Regions from separate parts of the Homo sapiens genome. Here region 1 is linked to region 2. The links are chromatin loops, found by intact Hi-C in ENCODE. Cell type or tissue: natural killer cell. All regions are shown on one strand.

Evidence for each region. A loop is a pair of places that touch in the nucleus more often than their neighbours do. Peaks named below come from ENCODE experiments on the same cell type or tissue, not always from the same donor. Only the 100,000 strongest peaks of a DNase experiment are listed, where the experiment ranks them.
Region 1: it touches region 2 in a loop (3-fold over the local background); 6 of 110 quality-filtered maps call a loop at or near these places.

The regions. Positions count from the first base shown.
Region 1 is chr6:137,711,362-137,719,361 of GRCh38, reverse strand. No RefSeq gene overlaps it. Among named protein-coding and RNA genes, the nearest start is that of LINC02539, 24 kb to the left of the region's middle. RefSeq lists a silencer at 335-541. In natural killer cell, no CTCF peak of the experiment used is centred here; DNase peaks (open chromatin) are centred at 1,771, 2,441 and 3,431; H3K27ac peaks cover 3,013 bases.
Region 2 is chr6:137,923,351-137,931,350 of GRCh38, reverse strand. No RefSeq gene overlaps it. Among named protein-coding and RNA genes, the nearest start is that of LINC02865, 18 kb to the left of the region's middle. RefSeq lists enhancers at 3,387-3,626, 4,472-5,671. In natural killer cell, no CTCF peak of the experiment used is centred here; DNase peaks (open chromatin) are centred at 2,890 and 3,390; H3K27ac peaks cover 819 bases.

The sequences.
Region 1 (8,000 bases), 210 kb after region 2:
TTTCAACTGCACGACCCTTACTATGCCCCAATTCAGCAGGAAGCAGTTAGAGCTGTCGTCAGCCAACCTCCGCAAGAGCACTTGGGTTTTCCTGTTGAGAGGGGCTACTAAGAGACAGGACTAGCTGGATTTCCTAGGCCAACTAAGAATCCCTAAGCCTAGCTGGGAAGTTGACCACATCCACCTTTAAACACGAGGCTTGCAACTTAGCTTACACACAACCAATCAGGTAGTAAAGAGAGCTCACTAAAATGCTAACTAGGCAAAAACAGGAAGTAAAGAAATAGCCAATCATCTATTGCCTGAGAGCACAGGGGGAGGGACAATGATCGGGATATAAACCCAGGCATCGGAGCCGGCAATGGCTGTCCCCTTTGGGTCCCCTCCCTTTGTATGGGAGCTCTGTTTTTACTCTATTAAATCTTGCAATTGCAAAAAAAAAAAAAAATCCCTAGTGCCCAGAACTATATATTTACTATATATTTATTGCTTGAATGCATGTGTGAATGAATCTCCACTAACTATTTCTTTAGAGTATCCTATGTGTAACATGTCATGGTGATAAATTCATCCCCACTCATCAGAATAAGAGAAGTTGGCTAAAATCCTAGTATGTAGGGATGGGGATAGGTAATGAAGAACCTGACATTCATTCTTACATGTAATTACATGGGTCTCAAGGGAAGGGTGCAATGACTTTTGAAAAAAATTCAATATTCATAACTTCCTGATAAAAGGTGTGTTAGGTAGTATTTACTTCAGGGAAGAATTTATAGTCCTCCAAATACACCTGGATAACCTCACCTCAGACTAAATAGATCCCAAACCACTACATTTGCCCAAAGACTTTCTTGTTTCCCACGTCTTCATTTTTCTGTTAATTGTGACTCCATTCCCTACTCACTAGGCTTTAAACACAGCTGTCAGACACAATCACTCTTTGTTTGAATTCATTTAGTTACCAAGACCTACTGATTTTTTTTTTAACAGTCTCTGTCTTGTCACCCATTCCTTCCTTTCCATTCTTAGAGCCCAATTTTCTAGATCAGGGCTTGTATTCTCAGTCTCTAATACTTCATGTGTAGGTCCAACTTGTCTCCTTGCATACATTTTTCCCTCCAGCAGCTGTTATGAACTGAATTATGTCCCCACACACCCCAGATTCAGATGTTTAAGCCCTAACCCCATGTGACTGTGTTAGGAGACCGAGCATTTTTGGAGGTAATTGTGGTTCCATGAGATTATAAGGATGGGGCCCTAATTTGATAGGACTGGTGTCCTTATAGGAAGAGGATGAGACACTACTCTTTCTCTCTGCTCATACACAGAGAAAAGGCGGCCATCTACAAGTCAGCAAGAGGGCCTTGCTAGGATGAATTTTCCAGCATCTTGATCTGAACTTCTAGCCTCCAGAACTATGATAAATTAAATTTCTGTGGTTGTAGCCACCTGGTCTGTGGTATTTCATGTCAGTCATAACAGACTAATAAATAGGCTATCTGCCCAGTATTCTCAGAATTACATGCATAAAACACTAAACTGACCCTATGCTTTTCAAATCCCCAAGGCTGCCACTGCCCACCCCCATGACTTTTAAGTCCAAATGCTTTAGCTTGGAACCTGAGGCCACCCTCTGTTTCGTCCCCATAGTTACCTGCCCAGCGTCTCAGCCTTTATATTGTTTAAGGCAAACATTCTGATCTCATTGTCCTCAAAACCCACATGGCATTTTCTGAAGCCACAGTGAAGCATGATGCCTTTGGGGAACTGCCCGTGGTTGCCATGGCTGCAAGGTGAGTCTACACCAAAGGATGGCAGGATGTGAGTGAGAGGAGTCACGTTGCAGACATGGCTCCCTCCTCCCTCTCTTCCTTGTTAACAGAGTCCTCACTGAGTTTAGAGAGGAGAGGTGCCCAGATCAGAGGCAAATAATGATGTCTAAGCTGGGGGTCAGCAAACTATTTTCATAAAGGGCCAGGTGAAGGTAAACATTTTGGGCTTTGTGGGTGATATGGTCTCTGTCACAGCTCCAACATTTTAGTGCGAAAGTAGCCATAGGCAATACATAAACAAGGGAGCAGAGCTGTGTTCCAATAAAACTTTATTTACAAAAGCAATTGTTGGACTAGATTTGGCCTTTGGGGCATAATTTGCTACTCCCTGATCTGCCAATCCCAGAGCAATGACATTGTTGATCTTCTGAATCAAGTGTAGAACAACTTTCGGATTTCTTGTTATGTGAGAGGCAGAAAACTCCATCTTTTAAAGGTCTTTTTAAGCTCTTGCTATTCACAAGTTTGCCTTAGACCAGCAGAATCAGCATCACCTGGGAGCTTGTTAGAAATGCAGAATCTCAGGCCCCCACTCCAACCTCCTAAATCAGAATGTGCATTTTAATAAGAAGCCCTGGTGATTGGAAGGTTTACTAGAGCTTAAGAAGCACTGATTGGAGCCACTGTTGATTGAATGTCTTATTACTTGCAGATGAAAGCACCCCTAACCATTGCTGGCAGGAACAAGTCTTCAAGATCTTATATGCTTTGCTAAGGACTGTGGTTTTGTCCTGAAAGACATTAAAGGGCTTTACGTGGGGAATGAAATGATCAGTTTTGGGAGGCATACAACTCATCTCTTTGATGAAATAATAAGCTCCTAAAAATCAGAATGTACTAAAGAAATATCCCTGATATTTATCCTACTTTCCAAGGCCAGCCAAATAGGTAGACCCCACCACTGCCACACCATTGGATGGAATTCAAAAGCAGCCTCGCCTCTTCTATAAGACCTGCTCTCCTGTCCATACCTACTGCCTCAGGCCCCAGGAGGAGTCTCTGTTTCTGGCATATCCATGGGGCTTAAAAGTAATTGGAAGGCTGTAACTCCAGCATTGTAATTTGGCATTTGAGACTGGAGAACTTTAATTTTAGTTATACTTAACACTGCCATCCCCCAGCTTGGTTCAATTTATCTTCTGAATATATGTTCACCTCTCCGATAAGACTATAAGCTACTTTGGCCTAAGCAATCATATTTTAAGATTTTTGCATCTCTTCCATAAGGCTTGCCAAGGGCTCTGCATATGACTGTCATGATAAATACAAAATTAATTCTTAAAATATAAGCCATCATTTACTGCTTTTCCAAGCTCTTCAAATAATACCTAAATGGGATAAGCATCTCGAATGTGAATATCATTCATCAGCTAAGTTAAAAATAGTACAGTCAAAAGGATCCAAATAACATCAAATTTTTTGAAAGGTGGGGCTTTTCATATTGTTTATGGTTAGGTTCTAATACACCCAAGGAATGGTTTGAAAAAGTATTCCGCACAAGCATTTGCTCGTATCAAGTCACCACATCTTCCTGTGGTTGGTTTATGAAGAGCTAAAACCCAAACAAACACCACCTCTTACACAGTCACCCAGAGTGTTAGTACTTACATGGAGAGAGCACGTCATAAACCCTCTAGACACATTGTCTCACTTAAACCATACAAAACCCTAGGGTTGGGTAGATTATTATCTTCACTGATGAAGAAACCAAAGTGCAGACTGTTGATGTCAACTTAGTGAAGATCATACTGGTAGAAATTTGGTGGTGGTAAGAGGGGACAGTTGGAATTCAAATCCAGATAGTTAAGCCCTGAGTCTGCGCTCTGAACCATTAAGCAGTGTCTCCATAAACAGAGCTTTGCTATGTCAAAGGCCAAACTCTCATCACCCTATTTTCATCTGCAGGCATCATCAGCTGGGATTTTCATGTGACAAATAACCTATGTTAAGCCGAGATATGTTAAAAATAAAATGTTAGAAGCCACTTATTCTATGGTCAGGTTCAGTGAGTGACAGTTTCTATGTTTAAAGCCTTATCCCATTATGAGTTAATGGTTTGGTCTATCATGATTAACACTGGGAAATATCTTTGAAATCAAATTAGAAGGTTTTAGTTTTGTTTTGGCAGTTAGTTATCATAGAAAGTTTTTCTCTGTCATTTCATGGTCTACAGTAAAGACTGTTAAAGGAGTACCTGTAATTATGATCTTATTGATCTATTTAAATTAGAGAGTTTATTACAAAGCTTATGACCATATCCAAACAATTAAATTAAAGCATGGAACAGTATTTCAATGACTCTGGGGAGCATAGACAGCCAGGTGGGATTATTGAAAACTGAAAGTGGATAGTTTTGTCTCCAGGTAATTCTGATCATCTGTCCTGATTCATTCAAGAATTTCAACTCTTATTTTCCCCTGGATTCCAATATTGACTCTGCCATTTTCTGAATCAATATGATCTTCAAAAATCACAGATCATCTCTAACAAAGGCTCTTTATTCTCCAAGATGTAAATAACTATGACTTTGTGTTGAGCAAATTGACACCAAAGGATTACCTTTTATATGCCTTGAAATTATGTATTAAATAATTGTTCCTAGAGATTTTTTCCCATTTCTAAAGCCAAGAGGCATTAACTATTTTAAATGGTAGTGAATTCACCAAGATAAGTTTGTAGAGAAAAACTAGTGGCCCTACTTTAAGTTGTTGCTACAGAAATTTCAGTTTTTAATAAAAGGATATATACTGTCTTCCACGAGTCGGTCTGTTACCAACAATTATTGTGTATGAGTCCTTTTTATATAGGAGTGCATTTCTTTTAATTGTGTGCACATATATTGATTGGTTGTAGAAAGCCGTTCATTCCTGACATCCTTTTTGGCTCTTTTTCCTTCATTTTTCTCTTGTCACAAGTCCTTTCATCCAGAAACTCTTTTATCCATCCATCCAATTGCTCAAGCAAGGAACCCAGGAATATCCTCCTTTGAATGCAATCAATAACCAAGTCTTGCAGATCAGATTTCCAAAATAGAGGTCAAATCTAATTCAATGTATCTTTACCACTCTTCCCCCAGTCTAAGCCATGATAATTTCTCTCTCTATGTGAATGTCCACCCCTGGAGACAGACACAGGGTGACACTGTTTGGACCACTGCAGCATCCTCTTAAACTCCTCCATCCACTTCTGCACCATCATCCATTCTCCACACAAAAGTCAAAGTGGAATATGTCCCTCCATTTTTTAAGTCCCCCAAGGCTTCCTGTTGACCTTAGAATAAAATGCATGCAGGGAGGGTCTGGCTGTTCTCTAGCCTCACCGAGGCCTTTCACTGCATCTCAGCCATACTGACTGACCACTTTGTAGTCTTCTCCTCTACCTTCAATTCTGCCAAGACACCCACTTACCCATCAAGGGCTTGACATGTCCTATAGGTTGCAATTCCAATATTTTTTTTTTAGGAGATCTCTCTAAACTTATATGCTAAATTCAGTTCCTATGCTCTTCATCCCAGTTCACAGAGTCCTTCCTCATAGAGAGCCTTTGTGTTTGTGTGTTTATATATCTATCTCTTGTGTTTATATATAATCTCTTTCTCAATAGATTATAACCTCCATGAAGGCAAGGACAATCACTTTCTGGTTGATCCCTTAGCGTTGGATCAGGCACATGGTAAGCCCTCAATTATTATTTGTAGAATTAGTAAATCAATATAATCTGTAACACATGGAATCTCATGAAATACAAAGTGAAGGTCCCTTTGGAAAACAAAAGTAACAATTCTTAAAGATAAATGTCATAATTCAGAGGCAAAGTTTTGGGGATCAACTACATGTTAATACAGGATTTGTTTCTGTGACCCGAACCAATAGAAATGGAAATATAATGTGTTTGAGAAGCTATGTGGCAAAATTACTCGGAAAAAAAGTCAAATATAAATATCAGTGTCTACCATAAACAACAAACACCACACAAAGTGGTTTTTCCCAATAGGCGTGTTCCAGCAATACATGTGCAACCTCATCCAATAATCCAGCTTCTTTCAGGCTCCCTGTTGAGCAGAAGCAAGTCTGAGATAGCTCCTTTCCCAGAGCCAGGACATGAGATTTTTCCAGAATCAGAAAATTGCCCTACATGTCGGGGGGAGGGGCTCTCACAAGCATAGTCATCAGAATCAGGACATTGGACATCTTTCACCCTGTTTACAAGCATCTATAACAAAGCAGTTTGACACTTTTCCAAAATGGAAGTTCAAGGTTAAAGTCAATTTTATCTTATTTGCTTACGTATGTACAAGTTAGTGGCTAAAAAGCAGACTGTCCACATCCTATACATCAGTTTGATCCTCTACAACCAGCCCAATAAACCTTCCATAGCCTTTGTCAATAATGTTGTTTTCAATACAAAGCGCTTTGTATTTTTACACATAAAATCTAATCTGGCTTTAAGGCAGGTATTATTATGCCTATTTTACTGCTTTAGTGGTTGATACCCTAGTGTCTGTCAGCTCCAGACTAAGCTGTTAATACTCAATTTTCTGATGCTGGGCTGGACTCTGATATCCCTATTATCTCCATGTCAGCTCCCAGTTGGGTTCTGCCCCAAAGGACCGTGAGGAGAGACTGGAAGGCAGAAGGAGGGAGAAGGGATTTCATCCTCTCTATTTGCTTCTTGTGCGTGGCAGTGCCAGCGGCTCTTCACCAGGCAGAAGCCTTTGCCCATTCCATCTTCCAGCTTCTTTCTACTGTCCCTGTACCAGCCTCATTGCATCACTCTGGTGCAATGTCCGCAGCACCTGGCAGTGCCTCCTTCTCAACAGAGGGGCAATGCAGACCCCATCTTTGCGCATGCTTATATGCATAATAATAAATGCACAGTGAAAACATTGTATTCCCACATCTAGCAATAATAGAGTTAGCTACTCACTGAATACATATTGAAATATTGCTGCAGTATGACCCTATGTTCACATGAATAAGACAGCTTTACAGAATTATAAAGTGACATTTCAAACCTCTGAATTTTCCCTACACTATTGATTGTTCAGTCCTATCCATGTTCCTTTCTATCTGGAATACCTGCCCTTCTCCCAGACCTGGTCCAGACCCCTCAAGGCCAAGCTGCACATTTTCTTCTGTGAAACCTTTGAACCCCATGGCAGACAGAATTAGCTGCTCCATCTACTCAGCTCCCATTATTCCCTGGATACTCTTCTCACGGACTTGAGAGACAGAAAACACATGCATGAGCTTGGAAATGGCCTGGCTTGGCTTGATTCTTGACTTGAATAACTCATTTCCTATGTGAGTTTGGATAAGTTATTTAAGTTTCAGTTCCTTCTTCTGTAAAATGATACTAACTTCTCCCAAATTTCTCCCTCCTGCATTTGTGGCATCTCCATCTTTCCAGCTGCTAAAGCCCAAATCCTTGGATGCATCATTGACTCCTCCCTTTGTTTCTCCCCCACATCCAATCCAATAGCAAATCCCAGTGGCTTCACTTTCAGAACATAACCAGAGTCTCATCACTACTTACCACCTTTACTGCTACCATTTTGATCTGAGTCATGGTCACCTTTGCCTGGCTCATTGCAGTAGTCTCATAATTGACCTCCACAATCTTTCTCTATTCCCTTCTGGTATACAGCAGCCAGACTGATCACATAAAAATATAAATTTGACCACTTTCCTGTCCAGTGGAAAACCATCTTAGAGTAAAAGCCCAAAGTTATTCCAATGACCTATAGAGCCTGGAAAGACAGGTCCCGTGTGACTTCGAACTTTAGTTCCTGCCACCCTGCTCACTCCACGTGGTCATACTGGCCTCCTTCCTGTTGCTGGAGCTGGCCAGGCAAACTCATGGCTGAGAACCTCTGCATTTGTGGTTCCCTATGTCTGGAATGATCTTCCTCAAGATAGCTACATATCTTTCTTCCGCACCTCCTTCAAGTGTTTGCTCAAATGGAACCTTCTCAATCAGACCTTCCCTGAGCATCGTATTTAAAATGGAAACCCATCTCCCAAACTCCTTATCTCTCTTCCATGCTTTATTTTGGAGGCTGTAATACTTTTTTTTTTTTATCACTGTCAAGTGGAAAATTATTTTCATTGCAATCAATGGCAGCCTCTGAGTCCACAACTAGGCAAACTCTTCCAGAAGGGATCACAG
Region 2 (8,000 bases):
TTTGCTAACAAAAATGCTATTACATTATTCTGTCCAATCAGAGACGTCTATAATCATATAGTGGTAATAATTACATCTGACAACATTACGATAGATTTTTCTGTATTCCTTTACCATCTCTTCTGACCATTTCTCATACTTCACAAGTTTTCTAAATTTCTTTTGAGGTATAACGTACTTTTTAGTATAGAGTTTGTTGGATTTTAAAATAAACATGCCCTATTTACCTCCCAGATTAACACTGCCAGCACCCCAGAAGCCTCTCTCTCATGCCTCCTTTCAGTCAATAACCACCCTAAGGTAGCCAATATTCTAATTTGGATCACCATATGTTAATTTTTGACTGGTCTTTAGACTTTATATAAATGGAATCGTTTTGTAAGTACTCTTTGTATAACATTATGTTTGTGAAATATATCACTTTTGTAGATAGCCATAGTTTGGCCGGGCATGGTGGCTCATACCTGTAATCCCAGCACTTTCGGAGGCCGAGGAGGGCGAATCATGAGGTCAGGAGTTCAAGACCAGCCTGGCCAACATGGTGAAACCCAATCTCTACTAAAAATGCAAAAAATTAGATGGGTGTAGTGGCGGGTGCCTGTAATCCCAGCTACTCAGGAGGCTGAGGCAGGAGAATCACTTGAACCCAGGAGGTGGAGGTGGCAGTGAGCCAAGATTGTGCCACTGCACTCCAGCCCGGGCGACAGAGTGAGACTCCATCTCAAAAAAAAAAAAAAAAAAATGCTGGGCATGGTGGCTCACGCCTATAATCACAGCACTTTGGGATCGCTTGAACTGAGGAGATGGAGGTTGCAGTGAGCTGAGATTGCGCCACTGCACTCCAGCCTGGGCAACAAGAGCGAAACTCCATCTCAAAAAAAAAAAAAAAGCAATAGTTTGTTCTTTGTCATCATTGTATAGTATTCCATTGTATAACTATACCAAGATTTATTTGTTCTACTGTTGACAGACATTTGGGTGGGTTTCAGTTTTTGGCAATTGTGTGTAAAACTGTTATAAACATTCTTTAACATACTGCTTTGTGAATATATGCATTTATCCTCCCAGGCAGAGAGAGTGGCACATTTCTACTGTAAAAGGTCAAAGAGTAAATCCTTTAGGATCTACGGGTCATATGGTTTCTGTCTGTCGCAATTATGCCATTGCAGTGCCAAAGTAGCTCTAGAGAAGACATAAACAAATGGATGTAGCTGTGTTTCAATAAAGTGCTATTTACAAAGACCAGATTTGACCTGTACACCATAGTTTGTTGAACCTTGCTCTGCTCTTAGGTATATACCAAGGATTGATAATGCTGTGTGTTGGGTAATGCTGTGTGTTATATACCAAGGAATGGTAATGCTGTGTGTTAGGATGTTCATTATGTTTTACCAGTTTTCTAAAGTGGTTGTGTCAATTTACACTCCCACCAGCAATGAATGAAAATTTCATATATTCACCAACATTTCCCAAATATTTTTAAATTCCTGAAAACATTGTATTTTCTGTCATTTGTAAATCAGTGCCATTATTGCTATAGTAGTAAAATATTATTTTTTTCTTCTCTAAGGAGTCATTATGTCAATGACCTATCATTAATGCCTCTTATTCTTGCAAAGGAATATTGAGGACCCCTACATTGTGCTTTTCTCTCCCTTTAATTTGATGTAGACAAAGAGCACTTTATTGGCAGTTGGGAGACCTAAGCTTAACCATGCTATGACTTTAGTATAGGCACTTCTGTGTCTCATTTTCTTTTTTTTCTTTTTTTCTTTTTGAGATGGAGTCACAGTCTGTCGCCAGGCTGGAGCGCAGTGGTGCAATCTTGGGTCACTGCAACCTCTGCGTCCCAAGTTCAAGCAATTCTCTTGTCTCAGCCTCCCGAGTAGCTGGGACTACAGGCATGTGCCACCATGCCCAGCTAATTTTTGTATTTTTGATAGAGATGGGGTTTCACCATGTTGGCCAGGATGATCTCGATCTCTTGACCTCTTGATCTGCCTGCCTTGGCCTCCCAAAGTGCTGAGATTACAGGTGTGATCATTTTCTTAATCTGTGAAATGGGGCTAATAACATCTGCTCTGGCTATTACTCTGGGTTTTTATAATAACAAATGAAACAAAAGATGGATCAAATTAAATGACAGAAAACTAATTACACTACACCATAACAGTGTGCTAGACATACTGTTATGAAACAGTATGTTTAACATGATCCCAACTGGAGGAGTGGGGTAGGAGAGGGGCAGGGGGTGGTGGTGATGAATATTTAAAGGCATAGAAAAAAATGCTAGAAGAATATTTCCCAAAATATTGAGGTGCAATTTTGGGGAGATGATCTAGAGCAATAATTTTTTTTTCTTAATGTTCTGCAAATTTCCCCAAAATTTCTCACGTAAACGTGAATTACCTATATAATCAGAAAAAAAGTGAATGTTTAGAAGTACACTGTAGATTGAGAGGCTGCACCTTCTCCCCCTCGCTGGGTGGCCTCACTTGCACTCTGTTGCTTGATCCTTGGCTGAACAAATCAACAACACAAACTAACAACAACACAAATACATAGACTATGACAAAGTAAGGAATTATCATGATGGGCATTAATAAGCAGCGGGAGGCCTCTGTCTTTGGTTTTGTAAAATGTGATTTTGAGTATTCTGTCAGCACTTAGGGGCTTTTGAAATATTATATTGTGTCAGGGCTTAGCAGTGGAAATAAGCCAAGAAAAGGTGCCTCAAAATTGCCTGAAAGCAGATGACAGAAGCAGTTTGCTTTGCTGGGGATCCTCAGCCTCTGTCACTTTGGGGCTGCACAGTGGAGGGAGGTGGCAGGAGCATTGCTGTGGGTGGCAGAGGCCTGTCTTAATGCCAGTTTCTGCAGTGAATGCTGCAAACATCAAGAATGCAGAAGTGGCCCAGGCAGGCTCATTGGCACTCTAAACAAAGCCCGACCCAAATTGAATGTGGAAATGAACTTTGAGGAAGAGTGTAAGGATGTGGACAAGTTTGGCTTTCTTTATAAAGTGACCGCTATCTTTCCTATATTTAAAATTTACAGAAAGAAACTGCTACATTTTTCCTTCAGGCCATGGTAAAGGTTAGAAGTATGAAGTATGAAGTATATTTTCCAAAATGCAAACCTTTCTTGTTTTTCAAAGCAAATACAAGCTGTTTTATGAAGAAGTGCTGGCAAAAGTCCAGAAACTAGCACAGAACTGAAATCAAGGTTGAAAAGAAACGATTCAAAGGAAAACATCTATTTAAGTGGGAACCACACCAACACGTGGGATTTGGCTCCCACCGGAGGCAGCCCGCAGACACCAGGTGTCACGTTTAACTGATAGTGCTTGTTGCTGACCCTGTGGGTGGCAGGAAGGAAGAGGAGTGACTGTGGCATTCGGCAGAGGATGAGCTTTGTCCTATCACTGGCACAGAAGCTGAATTCTTAGATGGCTCGACCACGGGGTTGTGTGGTGAAAAGGGGGATTTCCACTTTCAAAAATAGTATGACTTCAGTTAGGCTTGAAATTGCCTTTTTGGGAAGTTTATTATATTTAGAAACCCCCATTCTCCCCACCCCCCAGTGGCTTTTAAAGTCCATCTGCAGCATGGCACAAGTCTTCAAAAGTTTATTGACTTAATTTACCCCGGGGTTTGGAATCAAGATGTTTTCTTAAAATGTCTGAAACAACCATTGCATTGACAAAAATACATTTTAATTAAAATGCTGAAAGTAGTAAAATGGCAAGGGACCTTTTTTCCTCTTCAGAGTTCTCTCTACTTTTCAAATTGCCTATTTTGTGGTTTTCACAAAGGGTATTGATATCCCAACTCTGGGCAGTGTGCTCTGCTTGCTAGCTTCTGGGAGCCACTGCCTGGAGTCAGGCAGCCACAGGAATCTCCATGTCACCTAGGATGTCAATTACACAAACTGCAAAAGTAGAATCAACTAAAAAAATTCAATAATGAGCATTTTTGTTTAAAAAGTAAACATCAATGTATTGCATTTAGAAGAAAAAAAATCCTTGTAAAATGTAGTAGTCCCGTAAGGAAAGATGAGTTTTCAAAGATGAGCTTTTCATGGAGGCTAAGATGACAGCCCGCTTCCAGTTCAGCAGGAGCCCCTTGGTATGTTTGGCCACCCAGCACAGTGCAATGTGAGAAGGCAGGCAGATTATGTATCGTGGATTTAATTTTGGATTTAGGGAGGCACATGGTCTGCCCAATTCAGTTTCCATTTTTTTCTGTCCTCCCTGAAAACAACTTTCTGTGCAACTTCAATGTGCTGTTCCTCTCAATAACTCCAGCCTGTGGCTAATTTGGACCAGGACAAGGAGAAAAGCTCTTTCTTGCTATGAGTTGCTAAAGGATTCATAGAAGCTAATTCTTCGCCTCCATTTGAAAAGTGGAAGGAAGGTAAAGAATTCCTACTGATCTCCTGTTTCCTACCTTGGAGCAGTGATGTCAAACTCTGTAATCAGTGGTAGTAGCTTTGCATCACATTACTTCAAAATATCTCCTTTACCTGATCACCATTAACTTGAAATCGCTGATTTTTTGGGTGCAATCTCTGCCCCAAGTTTCCACAGAATGTTTTATAACAAATCTTTTGGGTTTTTTTCTTCCCAACTTATTAATCATTTGCCAGCATAAGCAGTAACATGACCAGCAGACAGTCTTTTTGGGTAAACCTCTGACTACCTTTCTCTGTTGGTGGAATTTAGGAACCATGTGTAGCAATGCAACAACTGAGCCTGCCAATCTCTAATGAGAGCTTGGGACATTTCAGGCTACTCTTTGGCCTTAAATTCCTCTCCTCTCATGGAAACTTTCCTTTCATCTATCCTATCCTTTTCCAAGGCACATTCCAAGATGTTGACCAACTGATCTATTAATGAGCTTCTGGGAGTAAGTGAAAGGGAATTTAGGTGCTTATAAATGAAGTCTTACAAGCCCAACCCCTTTGTTGACTCAGAGGGCTGTAACTACAGCTGGCACGGGGGAGGGGAACTGGTCCTGGCAGGTCAGGATAAAGAGGTGTTTTGAATAATACCCCTTCCCCTAAAAGGTGGGCTTGGTTTAGTGATGGTGATCCACCCCACACACTGTACTTGGAAGCCAACCAGCAGTCTAAAGTTTGGAGGTAATTTTCTCTCCGAAGCTGGGCCCCATCCCCCTTTTCCCTCCAGCTTTACCACTTTATTCTGAGTCAGGTCCAGTTTTGTTTATGTTTTTCAGAGGGCCACCTACAAATATCAGCAAAACCCCTAGCACAAAAGAAGAGATCAATGCCTGTGTCTGGGGGTTAGGGAGGAAGTGGGCTCGAAGGGGAGGAAATTGGAGCAATTTTGGGAACAAAGCACACAGCCGGAGGCCTGAGAGGAAAACTTCGGGTGGGCAGGACACTTTGGGGGTCCCAGTCCTGTATGGAGAGGAGCTGGAGTCTGGTGGAAAGGGAGGGGAAAGGCAGAGTGGCAGAGCAGGTGATCCTGCCGCGTCATCAACAGGGAAGGCTGGCAAATCGTATCACCTTTCCAGGACTCCGTTTCCTATTCGGCAAATTGAGGGAATTAATTGCTTTGGATCAATGCTTTCTCTCTGAGGTTCCTTCATCTAGCTTTGCATTTCAGCAAGATGAATTTCAGTGGAGCTTCTAATCCAACAGAAAGCTCTTAAAGAGAAACGTCGACAGGTCCTGGAAAGTGAATACTGACGGGATTCGTGAATGGCGAGAAGAAAGAAAAGACTGAGGACTGAAACTGTGAGGAGCAATACAGAGGGGTGGGTGAGGGTGGCTCTGCTGTGCACTAGCTGTGCCACCTATGGCTGTGATAGCATCGCTCTGAAGCTTTCTCAGCTATAAAACATAAAACCGGGATAATACCAGGACCTGTTGAATTGGTACCTGTGCACATTGTGAGGTTAGCTGACAATGAATGTGAAGATCTTAGCTCAGAGCCTGGCACATTGGCGAGAAATGTTGGCTGCTGCCGTTACGCACATGAGGATGAAGTCACGGGTAAAGGAAGGAGAAGAGCACATTGAAGGCTTTTGAGGGTGCTGTGGCTTAGGGAAACTCCCACTGGAGGTACGTGATCCACAGAGAAAATGAAGCAGTCTGGTAAATCAGAAAAGACCCTGATGAAGGAAACCTATCAGAAATAGATATCCCAGGCCAGTGCTATGCCAGGTTACATTGCAGCCTGGAGCAAAAAGAAAACTCAATAATATTGACCTCAGGTTTATTTAAAATTATCATATTTTGCTCATCATGGATTTTTTTTGCATTAGTGTCTATTTTTAAAAGACACATTAAAATACTAGTTATCTTGGTTACTGAGTTTTTGGCCATCTCCTTAAATACTGTGCTCAAAAGCAAGTGCTTCACTAACCTTATCCTAGTCCTGGCCTTGTCTAAAACAAGGCTGAAGACTTGATCAGTCATCGAAGTTGATTCTATAACAAAACGATAGTAATTTGGTATAGAAGACCCAGAGCCATCTAAATGATTACAACAGCAAGGACAGAAGGAAATATGTCTTTTTTTCTACTGACAATGGAAGAAAAGTCTGAAAATACGAAATACCCCATCCTAGCACCCACTGCCATAAAAAAAAAATCTGGGCCTCTCAGACCCAGATTCTAGGAAAATTACTACAGCATCATTAACATAGTTTTGCTCCAGAATGCCAGGCATGAGAAAACTCCAAGGAAGCTTTCTAACTTAGGGAAGGAACATGAAATGCTTTACAGGATTTGAGTAGGAGGGGGTAGGTCAAAGTTCAGCTAGCTCCAAAGCTAGGTGGTCCAGGAAGGTTCTCTGAAGAAGGAAGAGCTGTTCTTACACAGTAGCAGCTATTGGGCAATTTGGATTTTATCATGATGAATGAAGAGAAACAGAGGCTACAGTCTTGTGCAAAAGAAGGTGTGGAGAAATAGTTGCAAAGGATAGAAAAGGCAAAGGCCATTGTGGATGATGCACAACCCTTCAGGGCCCCCCTCAGATCTGTCCTGGGCGTTCACAGGCGGGAGTGTTCTAGCAGATGTCCAGCAGGAAAATCAACATTTTCAAGGAACTTCTGATTATTACCTTACAGCTGGTGGAGGGAAAGGATAGATGACAGTATCTTGGAAAGTTCTTGTTTCCCTTAGGCTCTTATCTGATTTCAAGAGAGACAAAAGCACCATTCACAGCTAAAATTATAGGCAACATAAGCTGCAAACCCACGCAACAATGCTCACTTCCAGGCTCTATGCTAGACCTGGGGCTGCTCACAAGGGCCCTGCCCAAATAGCTGATGCAGCAAACTCCAGGACACCTAAGTGACCAGAACACAATGGGAACAGTGCTTTGCTATCTATATCACTTCACAGAGCATGGAAAGGGTTTTATTGTGAAGAGATTTTACATGTATTACCTAGTTTTGATTTGCACTATGGCACTGTGATTACAGCGACAACTTTTAGCCATTGAGTGGTTAAGTGGCTTGCCCAGTGTCACTCAGCTGGTTCAGAAGAAGGCTGAGGACTGAGTTTTTTAATTCCCGTACTCCAGTTATTTCTAGGAGGCCACATAGTGGAAAAATTTGCAGCTAATGTACCCCTCTGACCCTGTAAGACCTCTCCTTCTTTCCAAAGTCATCATGGTGCTTTTGTTCCCTGACCTCCCCGAAACAGGCTGGGAAAAGGGCAATAACCTGAACCCATCAGCCAGTCTTCATGAGCCAGAGTCCACCAAGCTTCCTTTCACCCCTTCCTTCTTACCTTCATCCCAGGGAAATATCAGCATCTAAGTGACCCCACCACCAGCCACCAAGTAAATTTCTGACTGGGCTCTGTGGTCTAATCCTGGTTCTTTCTCTACTGGAAGGGAAATACAGCAGAGGAAAATCCCCAGTGTGTCCCAGACAGTATTCAAATGTATTCATTAAGTGATAAAATATTGGTTCAGAGCCAGGGACATCATCATCATTATCATTGTCATTATCAATAAGTGCTGGAA